2 separate regions of the Homo sapiens genome follow, and region 1 is linked to region 2. The links are chromatin loops, found by intact Hi-C in ENCODE. Cell type or tissue: sigmoid colon. All regions are shown on one strand. Region 1 has its middle 230 kb from the start of ZPLD1. Region 2 overlaps RDUR (RIG-I dependent antiviral response regulator RNA).

What was found. Peaks named below come from ENCODE experiments on the same cell type or tissue, not always from the same donor. Only the 100,000 strongest peaks of a DNase experiment are listed, where the experiment ranks them.
Region 1: it touches region 2 in a loop (4-fold over the local background); 3 of 110 quality-filtered maps call a loop at or near these places.

Annotation. Positions count from the first base shown.
Region 1 is chr3:102,201,677-102,209,676 of GRCh38, forward strand. No RefSeq gene overlaps it. Among named protein-coding and RNA genes, the nearest start is that of ZPLD1, 230 kb to the right of the region's middle. In sigmoid colon, no CTCF peak of the experiment used is centred here; DNase peaks (open chromatin) are centred at 4,945 and 5,275.
Region 2 is chr3:101,992,600-102,000,599 of GRCh38, forward strand. It overlaps RDUR (RIG-I dependent antiviral response regulator RNA), which reads left to right. Exons shown (of 4, transcript NR_026934.1): 3 at 1,962-2,298; 4 at 3,882-5,327. Among named protein-coding and RNA genes, the nearest start is that of RDUR, 56 kb to the left of the region's middle. In sigmoid colon, no CTCF peak of the experiment used is centred here; no DNase peak of the experiment used is centred here; H3K27ac peaks cover 320 bases.

The sequences.
Region 1 (8,000 bases), 210 kb after region 2:
AATAGCAACAACAAATTAGTAAAAACTGTTGGGGCTGGGATTGAAGTGGCAGACTATTCATTTTAGTTTCCAAGTTTGTCTTTCTTTCAGATCTACATTGACGAAATAATTGTTCAGAAGTGGAGGGAGTAAGGATGTCGTGTTCCAGATCTTAGAAGAAAGGCTTTCAGTTTTTCCTGATTCAATATGATACTAGCTATGGATCTGTTGCATATGGCCTTTATTATATCGAGGTATATTGCTTCTATATGTCTAGTTTTTGAGTTTTTGTTTCATAAAGGTATGTTGAATTTCATCAAATGATTTTTCAGTATTAATTGATATGATCACATGGTTTTGTCCTTCATTTCATTGATATGATGTATCGCATTGATTGATTTGTGTATGTTAAATCATCCTTGCATCCTTGGGATAAATCCCACTTGGTCATGATGGATGATCTTTTTAATGTTTTGTTGAAGTTGATTTGCTAGTATTTCATTGAGGATTTTTGCATTAATGTTCATCAGTGACAATAGCCTATAGTTTTCTTTTTTAAATGTGTCTTTTTCTGGTTTTGGTATCAGAGTAATATTGGCCTTGTAGAATGGGTTTGGAAGTATGCCCTCTTCCTGTATTTTTTTGAATATTTGGAGGGGGACTGGTATTAATTCTTCTTTAAATGTTTGGTAGAATTCAGCAGGGAAGCCATCAGATCCTGGGCTTTTCTTTACTGGGGGATTTTTTTTATGACTTTTATCTCATTACTTGCTACTGGTCTGTTCAGGTTTTGGAGATTGCCATGGTTCAATTTTGGTAGGTTGTGTATGTCTAAGAATTTATTCATTTCTTCAAGGTTTTCTGCATATAGTTGTCCGCAGTAGCCACTAATGATCTTTTGAATTTGTACAGTATCAGTTGTAATGTCTCAGTTTTAATCTCTGATTTTATTTATTTGGGTTGTCTTTCTTTTTTCTTAGTCTAGCTAAAGGTTTTTCAAAATCATTTATTTCTTCAAAAAACCAACTTTTATTTTCATTGATTTTTTGTATTGTTTTCTTCAAGCCAAGTTAATTTTTTTTTCTGATCTCTATCATTTCTTCTACTAATTTTGGGTTTGGTTTGCTCTTATTTTTCCAGTTCTTTAAGATCCATTGTTAAGTTATTTCTTTGAATTTTTCCTTTTTTTGATATAGTCACTTATAGCTATAAGCCTTCCACTTATTACTGCTTTCACTGTAACCCATAGGTTTTGGTGTGTTATGTTTCCATTTTCATTGGTTTTCAGAAATTTTAAAATTTCCTTTTTAATTTTTTCATTGATCCACTGGTTATTCAGAAGCATATTGTTTAATTTCCATGTGTTTGTATAGTATTCCAATTTCCTTATTATTAATTTCTAGTTTAACTTCATTGTGGTCTAAGAAGATACTTGATATTACTTTAATTTTTTGAATGTTTTAAGACTTGTTTTGTGACCTAATATATGGTCTATGCTTGAGAATAATCTATGTGCTGAGGAGAAGAATGTGTATTCTGCAGCCTATGGCTGAAATGTTCTGTAAATATCTATTAGATCCATTTGGTTTACAGTGTAGATTAAGTTCAATGTTTCTATGTTGATTTTCCATTGGGAGATCTGTCCAATGCTGCAAGTAGTGTCGAAGTCTCCAGCTCTTACTGTATTGGGATCTGTCTCTCTCTTTCTTTCTAATAATATTTACTTTATATATCGGAGTGCTTCAGTGTTGGATGCATATATATTTACAGTTGAATCCTCTTGCTGAATTGACCCCTTTATCATTATGTAATGACCATCTTCATCTTTTTTTTACAGCTTTTGTCTTGAAATCTATTTTATGTGGTTTAAGTATAGCTACTCTTGCTCTTTTTTGTTTCCATTGGCTTGAAATTTTTTCTATCCCTTTATTTTCAGTCTGTGTGTGTCTTTATGGGTAAAATGTGTTTCTTGTAGGTAACAAATCATTGGATCTTGTTTTTTATTCCATTCAACCATTCTATGTCTTTTGACTGAAGAGCTTAGCCCATTGAAATTCAATGTCATTATTAATAAGTGCTTACATCTTCCATTTTGTTATTTGTTTTCTGGTCTTCTTTTCCTTCTTTCCTTTTTTTCCTCTGTTCCTTTTAGTGAAGATTTTCTCTGCTGGTATTATTTAATTTCTTGTTTTCTATTTTTTGAATATCCATTGTATATTTTGATTTGACATTACCATGAGGCTTGCAGACACTATCTTGTTACTCATTATTTTAAGCTGGTGACAACTTAACACTGTTTGCATAAACAAATTAATAAAGAAGCACAAAGAAAGTTAATAAAAACTCTACACCTTAACTTCACCCCTGTACTTTTTAACCTTTTGTTGTTTCCATTTGCATCTTATTGTAGCATTGTACTATGTCTTGAAAAGTTGTTTTAGTTACTATTTTTCCTTGGTTCATTGTTTAGTCCTTCTATTTAAGATGAAGGGTTTACTCACCAATTACAATTTTGTAATATTCTGTTTTTCTGTGTGCATACTATTACCAGTGAGATTTGTATCTCCAAATAATTTCTTATTGCTTATTAACACCTTTTTCCTTCTGATTGCATTTCTTGCAAGACAGGTCTGAGTGATGTAATCTCTCAGCTTTTTTTTGTGCGTAGGAAATTCTTTATTTCTCCTTCATCTTTGAAGGATATTTTTGCCAGATACACTATTTTAGGGTAAGAGTATCTTCCTTCAACATCTTAAATATATCATGCCACTCTCTCCTGGCCTGTAAGGTTTCCACTGAAAAGTCTGCTGCCAGATGTGCTGGAGCTCTATTGTATGTTATTTGTATCTTTTCTCTTGCTGCTTTTAGGATCCCTTCTTTATCCTTGATCTTTGGGAGTTTATTAAATGCCTTGAGGTAGTCTTCTTTGGGTTAAATCTGCTTGGTGCTTAATAACTTTCCTTTGATTGATATCTTTCTCTATGTTTGAGAAGCTCTCTGTTATTATCCCTTTGGATAAACTTTCTACCCTTATCTCTTTCTCTACCTCCTCTTAATAACTCTTAGATTTGTCCCTTTGAGGCTATTTTCTAGACCCTGTAGGCATGCTTTATTTTTTTTTAATTCTTTTTTCTTTTGTCTACTCTGTGTATTTTCAAATAGCCTGCCTTCAGGCTCACTAATTCTTTTTTCTGTTTGATCAATTCTGCCATTGAAACACTCTGATGCATTCTTCAGTATGTCAATTGCATTTTTCAACTCCAAAATTTCTGCTTGATTCTTTTTAATTATTTCAATCTCTTTGTTAAATTTATTTGATAGAATTCTAAATTTCTTCTCTGTATGATCTTGAATTTCCTCAGAACTTATTTTGAGTTCTTTGCCTGAAGGGTAACATATTTTTGTTTCTCCAGGGTTGGTGCCTGGTGACTTATTTAGCTCATTTGGTGAGGCCATGTTTTCCTGGATGGTCTTGTTGCTTGTGGATATTCATCTGTGACTAGGCATTGAAAAATTATGTATGTATTACAGTCTTTGCAGTCTGGACTTGTTTGTAATCATCCTCCTTGGGAAGGCTTTGCAGGTATTTGAAAGGACTTGGGTGTTGTGGTTTCAGCCATATATGCATTGGGGGCCTGTGCCCACTAACACTGTGATTTTTGCAGACTCATAGATGTGCTGCCTTGATAGTCTTGGATAAGATCTGGAAGAGATCTCTGGATTACCAGGCAGAGACTGTTTTTCTCTTTTACTTTCTCCCAAACGAACAGAGTCTCTCTCTCTCTCTGTTCTGAGCTGCTTTGAGTGGGTGGTGGTGAGGTGATACAAGCATCCCTGTGACCTCCACCACTGGGATTGCAGTGGATCAGACCTGAAGCCAGCACAGCACTGGGTCTCACCCAAGGCCCACTGTAACCACTACCTGGCTACTGCCTATGTTCGCTCAATGTCCTAGGGCTCTATAATCAGCAGGTGATGAAGCCATCCAGCCTTGTGTACTTTCCTTCAGGGCAGAGAGTTCCCCTATGCCCCTTGTCAGGTCCAGAGGTGCCATCTGGGAGCCAGGGACTGGAGTTAAAAACCATGGAAGTCTACTTGGTGTTCTAGTGTACTGTAGCAGAGCTGGTACTCAAACCACAAGATGCAGTCCTTCCCACTCCTCCTTCCTCTTTCTACAAACAGAGAATCCTCACCCCATGGCCACTGCCGCCACAGACCCATGAGGAGTATTGCCAGGCTACTGCTGATGTTCCCTTGAGGCCCAAAGGCTCTTTAGTCAGCTTGTGCTGAATGCTGCTTTCCCTGGGACTCACCCTTCAAGGGATTGGCCTTCTCTGTGGCCCAGAGCAGGTCCAGAAATGCCATCCAAGAGCCACAGCCTAGAATTGTGGACCCCAAGAGCCCATTTGGTGCTCTACCCCCTGTGGCCAAGCTGGCACTTAAGGTATGAGACAAAGTAACCTTTACTTTTCTGTCTGCTTTTCTCAAGCAGGAGTCTCTTCCTGTAACCACCACAACTGGGAATGTGCGGAGTCTCACCTAAAGCCAGCGAGTCTCAGAGTCTTACCCAAGGCCCATCAGGTACTATCTGGGTATTACTTCTGGTTATTCAGGGCCCAGGGGCTCTTCAGTTAGCAGGTGATGGATTGTGCTGGGACTTGGTCTTTTTGTTTAATGCTGCTGGTTCCTTTATGGCCCTGGGTATGTCTAGAAATGCCATCTGAGAACTAGGGTCTGGAAAGGAGGCCTCATGACTCTGACTGGTTCTTTATCCTGTTGTGACTGAGCTGGTATCCAAGGTGCAAGACAAAGTTCTCTTTACTCTCTCCCCTCTCCTGAAGTGAAAGGAAGGGGTGTTTTTTGGAGCCATGAACTGTGCAGCCTGGGGTTGGGGAAGGAGTCACACAAGCACTACTTTAGCCAGCCCAGCTGATGTCTCACTAGGTCATGTGCTCGCCAAATTCACTGGCTCTGAGCCCAGTTTAGCACTAGAACTTGCCTAGGAGTTGTAGTACTTGTGTCCTAGACTGCCTTTCAAGTTTATTTAGAGCCCCAGAGTACTTTAGCCCGAAGTAGTGAGGCTTGCCAGAAGTCAAGTTCTAATTGCTGGGATGGGTAATTCCCTTCTGGCTAGGGCTGGTTTAAATGTTCCTTCCATGAGTGGGCATCAGCTGAGTTCAGCCTGGTTTTGCTTTCTGCTGTGACAGGGCACGATTGAGTTCAATGCAAAGTCTCACGATTGTTGTGCTTAAACTCTTCCAAATGCACAGATTCTTTCTTCACACCATGCAGATGTTGCTAGCAGATGGGGGAGGGGTGGCATCTGTGACTCAGGAGTCTTTCCTACCCTCTTCAGTGTCTCTTTCAGGGATATGAAGTTAAAACTAGGTGCTGTGAGGGCTCACCTGATTTTTGGTTCTTATAAAGGTGATTTGTGTGTGTGTGTGTGTGTGTGTGTGTGTGTGTACATAGTTGTTAACTTGGTGTCCTTACAGGACATAGGATCATTGGAGCTTTCCACCCCTCTCCCACAAGTGCAATTTTGTTACATGCATATATCGCACTGTGGTGAAGTCTTGGCTTTTAGTGTATTTCAGACATGTTTAAGTTTGCTTCATTCCCAGAAGGAGGTGGATAGGCTTTCCTGGGCAATTAGGGATGTCGGGGTGGGTGGGGAGCATCTGCTTAACTCCCAGTTTCCAGGCAGCTTGCTTCAAAATGTTTCCAGACAAATGCATTTCAAAAAGCAATAAATTCTCAGAATAAATTCAGTTCTGAGCATTCCATGGCTGGTTTTTAGCCCACAATTTCTTTTCCATCTTGCCAAAACAATTTCTGAGGAAAAACTGCGCAATTCAGAGTGATGGCTCAGTGACAGGAGACATTTTTGCCCATGTGAAGGATCTTCAGATCCTGATTCTAAGCCAGAAGGGCATAGATTTTTTTTCTTAGATTGGCCAGGATGTTTTTGCGGATTTTTCTTTCATTCCCTGTAAACTTCATCCCCAAATTCTGATACCCTATTGCTGATTTCTTCAGTTTACCAGCAAAAGTTGTATTTGACATTGCCTGCTCTATGTTTATACCATATCTTTAGTCATCTGTTTGACTTTGTTGTCTTAATTCTTTAACCTTATATTTTATTACTTATTTCTTATTTTTTAGAGGTATTGCTCTGTTGCTCAGGCTGGAGTGCAGTGGCATGATCATAGCTCACTGCAGCCTGAACCTTTGGGCTCATGCAATCCTCCTGTCTCAGCCTACTGAGTAACTATAACTAAAGGCGTGCATCACCACACCTAGCTAATGTTTGAATTTTTTTGTAGAGATGGGATCTCACTGTATTTCCCAGGCTTGTCTCAAACTCCTGGCCTCAAGCAATTCTCCTGCCTCAACCTCCCAAAGTGCTGGGATTGCAGACATGAACCACTGTGTCCTGTCCTTAACTTTAAGTTGAAGAAGAAAAATATGCAAATAATTTTTAACTATAATCTTATTTATATTTTACTTTATTTAATAGCATCCCAGAAGAACAGACTGATCTGGTCTTATCATCCATGAGCTTTCTTCATTGTGGATCTCCTCATTCTTCACTCTGTTTCCCCCACTCTTTCTCTTCTCACCTGTCCTACCTCCTTGGCTCTTTCTTGTTTAGACATCCTTTCTCTATTTTTAATATTCTCTCTTGATTTAATCTGCTATGTCTCCTGAGCTTGTTAGGCTCATAGTGTCGGGGAACCTGCCCCGATATTCAGGTAGGTTCTTTCCTATTTTCCCTAAGTGTTGGCCGGCTTGAGAAATAAAGGGACAGAGTACAAAAGAGATTTATTTTAAAGCTGGGCATCAGGGGGAGACATCACATGTCGGTAGGTTCCACGATGCCCCACAAGCTGCAAAAACCAGCAAGTTTTTATTAGGGATTTTCAAAAGGAGAGGGAGTGGGTGAATAGGTGTGGTCACAGACATCAAGTACTTTACAAGGTAATAGAATATCACAAGGCAAGTGGAGGCAGGGCAAGATCACAGGAACACAGGACTGGGGTGAAATTAAAATTGCTAATGAAGTTTCGGGCACCATTGTCATTGATAACATCTTATCAGGAGACAGAGTTTTGAGAGCAACCGGTCTGACCAAAATTATTAGGTGGGAATTTCCTCTTCCTAGTAAGCCTGGGAGCACTATGGGAGACTGGGGTCTATTTCACCCCTACAGCCTCAACCATAAAAGACGGCCACGCCCAGGGGGGGCTGTTTAGAGACCCACCCCCAGGCACGTATTCTCTTTCCCAGGGATGTTACTTGCTGAGAAAAAGAATTCAGCGATATTTCTCCCATTTGCTTTTGAAAGAAGAGAAATATGGCTCTGTTCCGCCCGGCTTACTGGCGGTCAGAGTTTAGGGTTATCTCTCTTATTCCCTGAACAATTGCTGTTATCCTGTTCCTTTTTAAAGGTGCCCAGATTTCATATTGCTCAAACACACATGCTGTACAATTTGTGCAGTTAATGCAATTATTACAGGGTCCTGAGGCGACATACATCTTACTCAGCTGACAGGATTAAGAGATTAAAGTAAAGACAGGCACAGGAAATCACAAGGGTATTGATTGGGGAAGTGATAAGTGTCCATGAAATCTTTATAATTTGTGTTTAGAGATTGCAGTAAAGACAGGCATAAGAAATTATTAAAGTATTAATTTGGGGAACTAATAAATGTCCATGAAATCTTCACAATCCACATTCTTCTGCCATGGCTTCAGCTGGTCCCTCTGTTTGGGGTCCCTGACTTCCTGCAACATCATAGAATGTTGGAGGTGGCATGTTTTAGAGATCATCTGCCTCAAGACTGTAATTTGGGGGTAGGGGTTTTGAAGCTCAGAGAAGTAACATGATTTACCCAAAGTCCACTGTAAGGCAGAGGCAGGAATGAGCCTCATCCTCTGCCTTCTGCTCTGGTGCTTCTCTCTGTTGGGTTCTCCTTTCTTTTCTGTTACTCTAAGGCAGAGCTTGCAGATTGCTAGCT
Region 2 (8,000 bases):
GAAAATCAATGAAAGACAAAATATATCTGTAAATATAAGTTCATAAAGTAAGGCTGGGAGCTGTATGTTTGCCATTCAAGAGTGGGATTAAAAAACTATTAGCTGACCATAGAGACCTAGGAGTAGCAGGTGAAAGAGAATTTTGAGGGAGGCACTAGCAACCCAGAGGAATGTGGTCATTTTTTTTTTTTTTTTTTTTTTTTTTTACATTTTCCCTATGGTTATCACATACTGTGTGGCATGTAAAGACTGAGTTCTGCACAGAGATGGAGCATTTCCCAGAGCTGTTAGGGAGATGAATTGCATTTATCTAGGAGAGGCTGTTACTTTTCCTCAATTTATTCAGTGATTAGAAAATAGCTTGTGGTTTTTGTCTTCAGAGACGCATAGTTGTTTTCCATGAACAATAACCCACTGGCCAGATTTGGTCTAATGTTCTGAGAGGCTCTGGCTGTGGCAGAGACAGAAAAACTCTACCACCCACAGGCATAGGAGGCTGCACCAGATTTGAAGGATAGAAGTCAGGAACAATTAAAGGGCATGCAGGCACTGGAGTGAAATGCTGATTTGGAAGCATGATTTACATGTGGGTGTTCCCAGCCTGGCATGTGGATAGGCGTCCTAAGGCTAAGTTTATCCTTTCATTTTTGAAGTACACTGAGTGCTAGTCTCTGTGGATAGTTCCTTTGCAGAAGAGAACATGGCAGCAGTTGGGCTGGTGGCTTGCTCATAGCCACAGAGGCCAACCCATAATCCTGGGTATGTTAGTGATGGTGGTGAGATGAGGGGAGAGGCAAGTGCTTTGTACATTGAGTACCTCACCTTCCAGCATGGGATCCATAGCAGCTTTTGAACATTGGTCCCTTTAGAATCAAACACTGGCAATGTAACTTTAATCATAGGGCTATTTACTTTTTTTCCGCTACAATCTTGCAAATTTTCAAAAAGATTATGTGAAACTGCAGTTAACAATCTGTAAATTGTGTCTCTTCAGACTAAATTGTTCTTTGCTGTTGATGAAAGGCTGTAAAAGCATTCTGGTTTTTAGTCCTTAGATGAGTTAAAACTGATGGTGACTCTAGCTAAACTGAAACAAACTGTCTTTATCTCATCTGACCTTTTTTAGGAGATGTTTATGTATCTTTCTTACATTATTAGAGTACATAGTTTAGTTGGAGGACAGGACAGGGGCATTCTTGTTGCATGTTGTTGATTGAGAAAGAAGCAAGCAAGTGGCCTTATCCTTATGATGCTTGGTGAAGCAATTAGCATTGTGGAATCAATGTTATAAAAACCGGCTCCGCATAACCTATTGCAGGCATCTAAAAATCTAGATTAGGTCTAACCCAGACACAGTTTCAAGTAAGGAGGGGGGTCATATAATATGATATTGTCACTCATCCCTATCATTTCTTATTACTGTTATAAACAGGAAGATTTCGAATCTAAAAGTAAGACTTACTTGTTTGAACCTGGGATTCTGGCCCAAACTATACCCACCACATTTCCACAGAGAAGGTTCAAGTCCCTGGATGCCTATGCCAAATGGATTCCCCCATTCTCCCAAGAATGCAAATGATGACAAATTGACCAAAGCTTCTGGACTTTCCTCTCTAAAACAGGGTCAATACCTGAGTTAAGACAGAGAATTTCAAGTCTGTGAATCTCAGCTTTGGTTCTGCTTCTTCTCTGCAGTTGAGAGAATTTATGAAGCCAAAAAAAGTACGATGCCACCCCATACAGAATCAGAGCTGTATTTATTTTGCCCTTTGGTATTCCATTCAACATTGAGATTTGTATTTCTCCAAATCAGGGTGGGAAAAGATTTTCTAAGGCACAGTGGGAGAGGTGCTGATTGGTAAAGAGTTTGCGGAGGTGAAAGTAGAAAGATTGACTTGTGAGCTGTCTCCAAGAGGAATGAATGCAAAACATTTGATTTCCCTGTTTGTTTTTTGTTGCAGATACCTTGACTATGAATAATAGTTTCAATAAGGAAGACAGAATGAGTTCTGACACGATGGTTGGGAGCTGTGACAGGCAGACGAAAAATGGAGCCAAATGGCATGGAGGTGTGTCATCACTGCTGGATTTTACCTTGATCTACATTCAGTTATCTACTTCTTTTCAAAATGCTGGGCATTCATTCAAGAAACAGCATATATGTTCTGACTTTGAAGTAATGGATGAACTGTCATGTGCAGTATATGGAAATAAGTTTTATTACCTTCTTCCCACATTAACTCATCCATCCATTCAATAGCCATTTATTGAGAAGCTCACTCTGTGTTAGGCACAGTGGTAAGTACTATAGGTTATCAATCACGTATTTCCTAGAAATTATATAGTAATGAACAACGTGCTTTTATTTTTAAATTGGCTTTGGTTTTATGACACATGATAAAGCCTTCAAACAAGGAATCGCTGCATGAATAGAAAAGGTGAAGATAATTGTGATTAATTAATGAGCTTTATAGCTTTTTAGATCCATATTTCAGTGGACCTAAAAAGGAGCTGCCTTATTCACTATTTGAAATATTGTCTTGTTATTGCAAGCCAGTTAAGAGTAAGATAAGACATTGATTGACTCTAGAGATGCTCTAGTTGTTGCTTAGAAGTAAAGGTAAATAGTCTTCTGTGTGCCTACCCTTCTGCATAACCAGCAGCAATTACAGCAACTAAAACTTTCTATTTTTCAGCATGGATTTTGTGCCTATCATTATTTGCTATGTGATGCTACCATAATACCTGCGTAAGCTCACAGCCATGAATGTAGGAGGTGTAATAGGAAAATGAGACTGTGGATCAAAAAAATATTGAAACAGGATAGAAAGTCACTGATGAAAGCATAGAATTACATATTATTGGGCAGGATGGTGGAGGAGGAGAAACAAAACTGTGACCACCAGTGAAAGAAATTATGAATAAATTGCCTTTCTGATGGTTACAATGAAAGGAATGTAGGTGATGAGGGCCTCCAGTGGAAAGGAAGCATGGTAAGCAAAAATCAGTAGGTGACCCATGCCCTTCTAGTATCTGGGAAGGGAAAAGATCAAAACCTATGCAACTGAAGCCAGAGTCACTGTTAGTGGAGAGGAAAGTTAGTGTGCAGCTGAGGGGCTCGAGGGAGGTTTTCCTGGCCACTTCCAAGGTCTAGTATATGGAGTGCCAGAGGGTGTTCTATGGAAAGAATGGGACAGCTACCCAGTGAAGAATGTGGCTGAGTGTGGGAGAGGACCGAATATATAATTTGCAGCAATGTCTCGGGAAAGCTGAGAGGACCCAGATCTTGTGTGTCTGTCAGAGAAAGGAAGAATGAGTCACTAGTTTTAGCACTAAGGTTACCCAGGAAATTTTAACATCTACTTGTAAACCGTCACTTAATGTTTGACTTATGTGATAATTTGGAATTTTATTTAAACATCTTAATAAAACTTTGTTAATAAACTTCCTAGTAGGAGGATTTCTCCCATATTTTGAATGTTTCTCAATGCTGGGAAATGAAAATTTCCAACTGGCAGTATTTCATAATACTGTTTACCTGGGAAAATTAGTATAACAAATAGAGTGATTTAAGTTTTATTCTGGAATTACACATCCCCCTTCTCCCTGGAAATGTCCCCTTAATTGTTTACAGCTGCTCAAAACTCAGTTTCATAGAAGGTTGAGCAGCAGCATATCCTAGATAAGAACAATGTGTCATGGAGCAATCTAACGTGAGCTCTAACATGATCTCTCAAACCTTGAAGAATCAAAGAAAGAACCTTAGTTTGGAATAAACAGTCAATTCTCAAGTAAAGCTTATAGGCATTTGAAAAACACTCTGGTGCTATTTCTTCAGAGGTGCACATTAATAAATGTCTTGGGCCCTCTTTTGACTGCAGGTGTCATGATGTTGGAACAGTAACAATAACTCAACCAACCAGGGCTTGTCTGAATACAATCCTACAGCAGCAGGAGCTGTGGAGATATAGAAGGCAAGGAAGACCAGGTTGTGAGGGAAGACGAATTTACTCCCAGGAATGTTGGGATTGAGAGTAATATTCTCCAATAATGGTGGAAGACAGAACAATAAAAGCCCACCAGCTCCTTCTGCATGGTGGGATAAGAGAAAAGCCAAGGGCAGAAGTGAGAAAAATAACCATCACCAAACTGAAAAGAAAACCTTTATAAAAAAACTGGATTGATAAATGACCTTTAGTAGTGGAAAGATACCATTCCAATGAAGCATGAATTGAAAGGATTTCTTCTGAAAGCTAATTTACATTTTTCTTTTTTTTTTTTTCATTTTCAGTGTGTTTTAGCAGGTGTATTGTTCTACATGGTTAGTTTCTTTACCTCTTTGAGAAAAATGGGTCAGCTTGACACATCTGGATGAAAGAATCCGTTAGGTGATTATGATTGAAGACAGATTAAGCCTTGTTATGAGGGGAATATTTGGGGGCTTACCCTGAGGTGATATTTGATGATTTAGCTGTGGGAGAATTTCCCTCCCAAGATCAGCGTGACTGACACTGAAATTGCTACAGGGGAACCGGACCTTTCCAAGAGGTGACAAGGACATTTACCTGGTACAACACAATGGTTCTGGACTGGAAGTCTAGTCCCATTGATGAAGTTCCCAAAAGATGTCCAGGTCCTAATCCCTGGAATCTGTGAATATGTCATCTTACACATCAAAAGAACTTTGAAAATGTGATTGAGGTTAAGGACCTTGGAATGAGGAGATTACCTTGGATTATCTGGTTGGGTCCAAGCTAATCACATGAGTCCTTAAAGGAGAAGAACCTTTTTTAGCTGGGTCAGAGAGAGATGTGATGATGAAAACAGGCTCAGGGAGATGCACTGTAAGAAGGGCTTGACCAGTTGTTTTTGACTTTGAAGATGGAGGGAAGGGCCAGGAGCCAAGGAAGGTGGGTGGCTTTTGGAAGGTGGAAAAAGCAAGGGAACATTCTCTCCAGAGCCTCCAGAAAGGAGCTCAGCCCTGTTGACATCTTTGTTTTTATTTTTTATTTTTAGTAGCATTGAGGTCTCACTATGTTGCACAGGCTGGTCTTGAACTCTTGAGCTCAAGCACTCCTCCCGCCTTGGCTTCCCAAAGTGCTGGGATTATAGGCATGTGCCACCACATCTGGCTTCCTACTGACATCTTAACTTTAGTGCAGTGAGACTCATATTTGAATTTCTGACCTTATATTATAGAACCATAAGACATTATAGAATTATATAGAATTATAGAACCATAAGACAATAACTTTGTGTTGTTTTAAGATACTAAATTTTTGGTAATTTGTTATGGCAGCACAATAAAACCAATATAGCATTATATTATGCCAATATCATCTCTTTGTTGACTATTGCTATTATAGTTTGTTTTATGGGTCTTGTGTAAACAATCAAGCTATAATATTGGGTTAACTCCCTAAGGAAAACTTGGAATATAGAACATTATTTTAAAGACTGAATTAGGTAAATACACCTGCCAGTGAATACATTAACAAATTAATTAATATATTCACTCTTTTCACTCACAAATACTTTTTGAGCCCCTATTACTAGCCAAACATTTTGTTAGATTCTGAGAAGGGTCTGCTAGACAACATTGTGACTATAGTTAATAACAATATATTGTACTCTTGAAAATTACTAAGAGAGTAGATTTTAAGTGTTCTCACCACAAAAAATAAGTATGTGAGGTAATGCAGATGTTAGTTAGCTTGATTTAGCCATTCCCCAGTGTATACATATTTCAAACCTTCATATTATACATGGATAAATATATACAATTTTTATTTGTCAATTAAAAGCCCCTCGATGAATACAGTTTCCATTCTGTCCTTGAGGTGGAGCTTGTAGACTTGGTGGGGTCCGGGGATCAACTTTTAAACAGGCAGTTCCAAAGTGTGGAGTGGATAGGCTTATTCTCTTTGTTGCTTTTATGATAGGTATTTAGAATGCACTTTCCTCTGTTAAGTTAAGCCAGCCACCATTCCCTCATTCAGTTTCCATCCTCCATGAATTTGCTCACATCTGCGGTCTACTGTCACTCATTCTTTCCTTCTCTTCCTGAGGGCTTGTGTGACTTATGTTCTTGGCTTTCTCTTAGGAACATGGTGCAGCTTGGCCCTGCATTATCCATCTGGAAAAACAGATCATAAAACAGTCCTTCTCTGTACTAAGTGCTAAAGTAGGAGGAAGGGCATAAGTCAGCTCCCTGAGCTATATATCCTTGTTTTCAGGAGCTGAGCTAGACACAAGCAGAACTTGCAAATAATTTACATTTCTTTCTGCTGAGGTGGTTCAGAATAAGTTGCAACAAACATGAACAGGAATGGTGCAGTAAATAAAATAATAATTTAGGTCATTTAAAAATTACTACCCATTATTTTCTAGATTGTAAATCCTAAGGGTGTTAGCTGATTAAATTGGCGAAGGCACATCTCACCAAGTCATCAGCTTCCTAATTATGAGAGATACATCTACTCAGGCAGGTACCTAGACAAAGAATAACTAGATTAATTACTCAAGAGTCTTTTTATTTCTTCCTGCCTTCACTTGTTAACTATACTAATAGAGAGATGGTATTAGGCATAGGGAAAAATACATCTGTTACCAAGAAAAAATGTCTGGGAGTCTTAAACCTGTGGAATCCTCTGCCTGTAAACATCTAGTTGAATATTTTTGTCTGGAGGGTTGGCCTTTAATTTTTTTCCCTGTGTTTTAAGATGATATACTTTACAAAATGTGGTCCTGATTTATAGATCCAGCAGTGTTTAAATTGGCCAGAAAGAGAGTGTGAGAAATGGATGTACTATAGCTCATTTGTTTTCTGTTGGTCTTCCTTTTTCATTGCTGTCATGGTACATCACAGAGGCAAGTCTGGTTTCTTTGGCTAACCTCTGAATAAAGGGCACTGTGGCTACTGCAGGGGAGCATGCAGAAGTGGTGAATGAATGACAGAAAAAATGCGAGTTGAGTCCATTCAGGGAGGTGATTTGTGGCCATATGATAAAATGTGCAGATGTTAATTGCGCTTCTGTTTCTCACGCATGATTACCTTGTTGCTGTACACTGCCTGTGTGTGCCTGCAGAAAGTACATAATAGATTTTGCAGATAGGAGGTACAAAGAGGGTGTAGTGTGAGAACAAAGGCACTGGGAGTGGGCAAGTGACAGATCAGAGGAAGACTAGGTGGCAAGACTGGGCAGAGAAAAAGTACAATATTCAGGCTAGGAGGGCAGGCAACTACAGCTTGAGAATATCACAAAGCCCCTAAGGCAAGACTATGAACTTGATATGGGGTTTCCCAGTATTCCACCTTGCACATGAATAAATCATTTCATCTATTCTGAAGTCTCAAGTATCTAACCAGAAATTTCATTTGAAATGGAAAAGTCAGAAATCGTCCCCACCCTCTAACTGATTTGTTCATGGCAGTTTCTATACTGAAGCAACATGTCAAGCCTGGCATAGATTGCATGGGTTGCCTAAGGAGAGTGAATGCCCAGGATCCATCTCTGGGCCACTCAAAATGTAATCATATCGAGACAATGAGGAGCCTATAAAGAGTATCTAATAAAAGAAAACACAGTGGAACCAGGGAAAAATCTGGAAAGAGTGGTCTCATGAAAGCCAAAAGAGGAGAGTTTCAAAGAGTGAATTGTGGACTAATTGGGAAATGGAATAACATGTATAGAGAAATGTGTCTATTGGATTTGGAAACATGCAACAGTTTCATGTGCATGATTTGGAAGGAAGCCAGATTAGAGTGGGTTTGTCCATTAACTGATTCATGATGTTCACACATATTTCTTTGAGTACCGAACATGCATCAGATATTACTTCGGTTGTTGGGGGAATCATTGGTGCAAAAGCAAGCATGATTCTTTACGGGATCATGGTAGCTTATGTGGGAAGACAATTTTCCAATCACATTACTTCTAGGTTCCTGGCCATCTAGCCAAACCATAGGTCACAGCCCTTGAACTGGTATATAATCAACT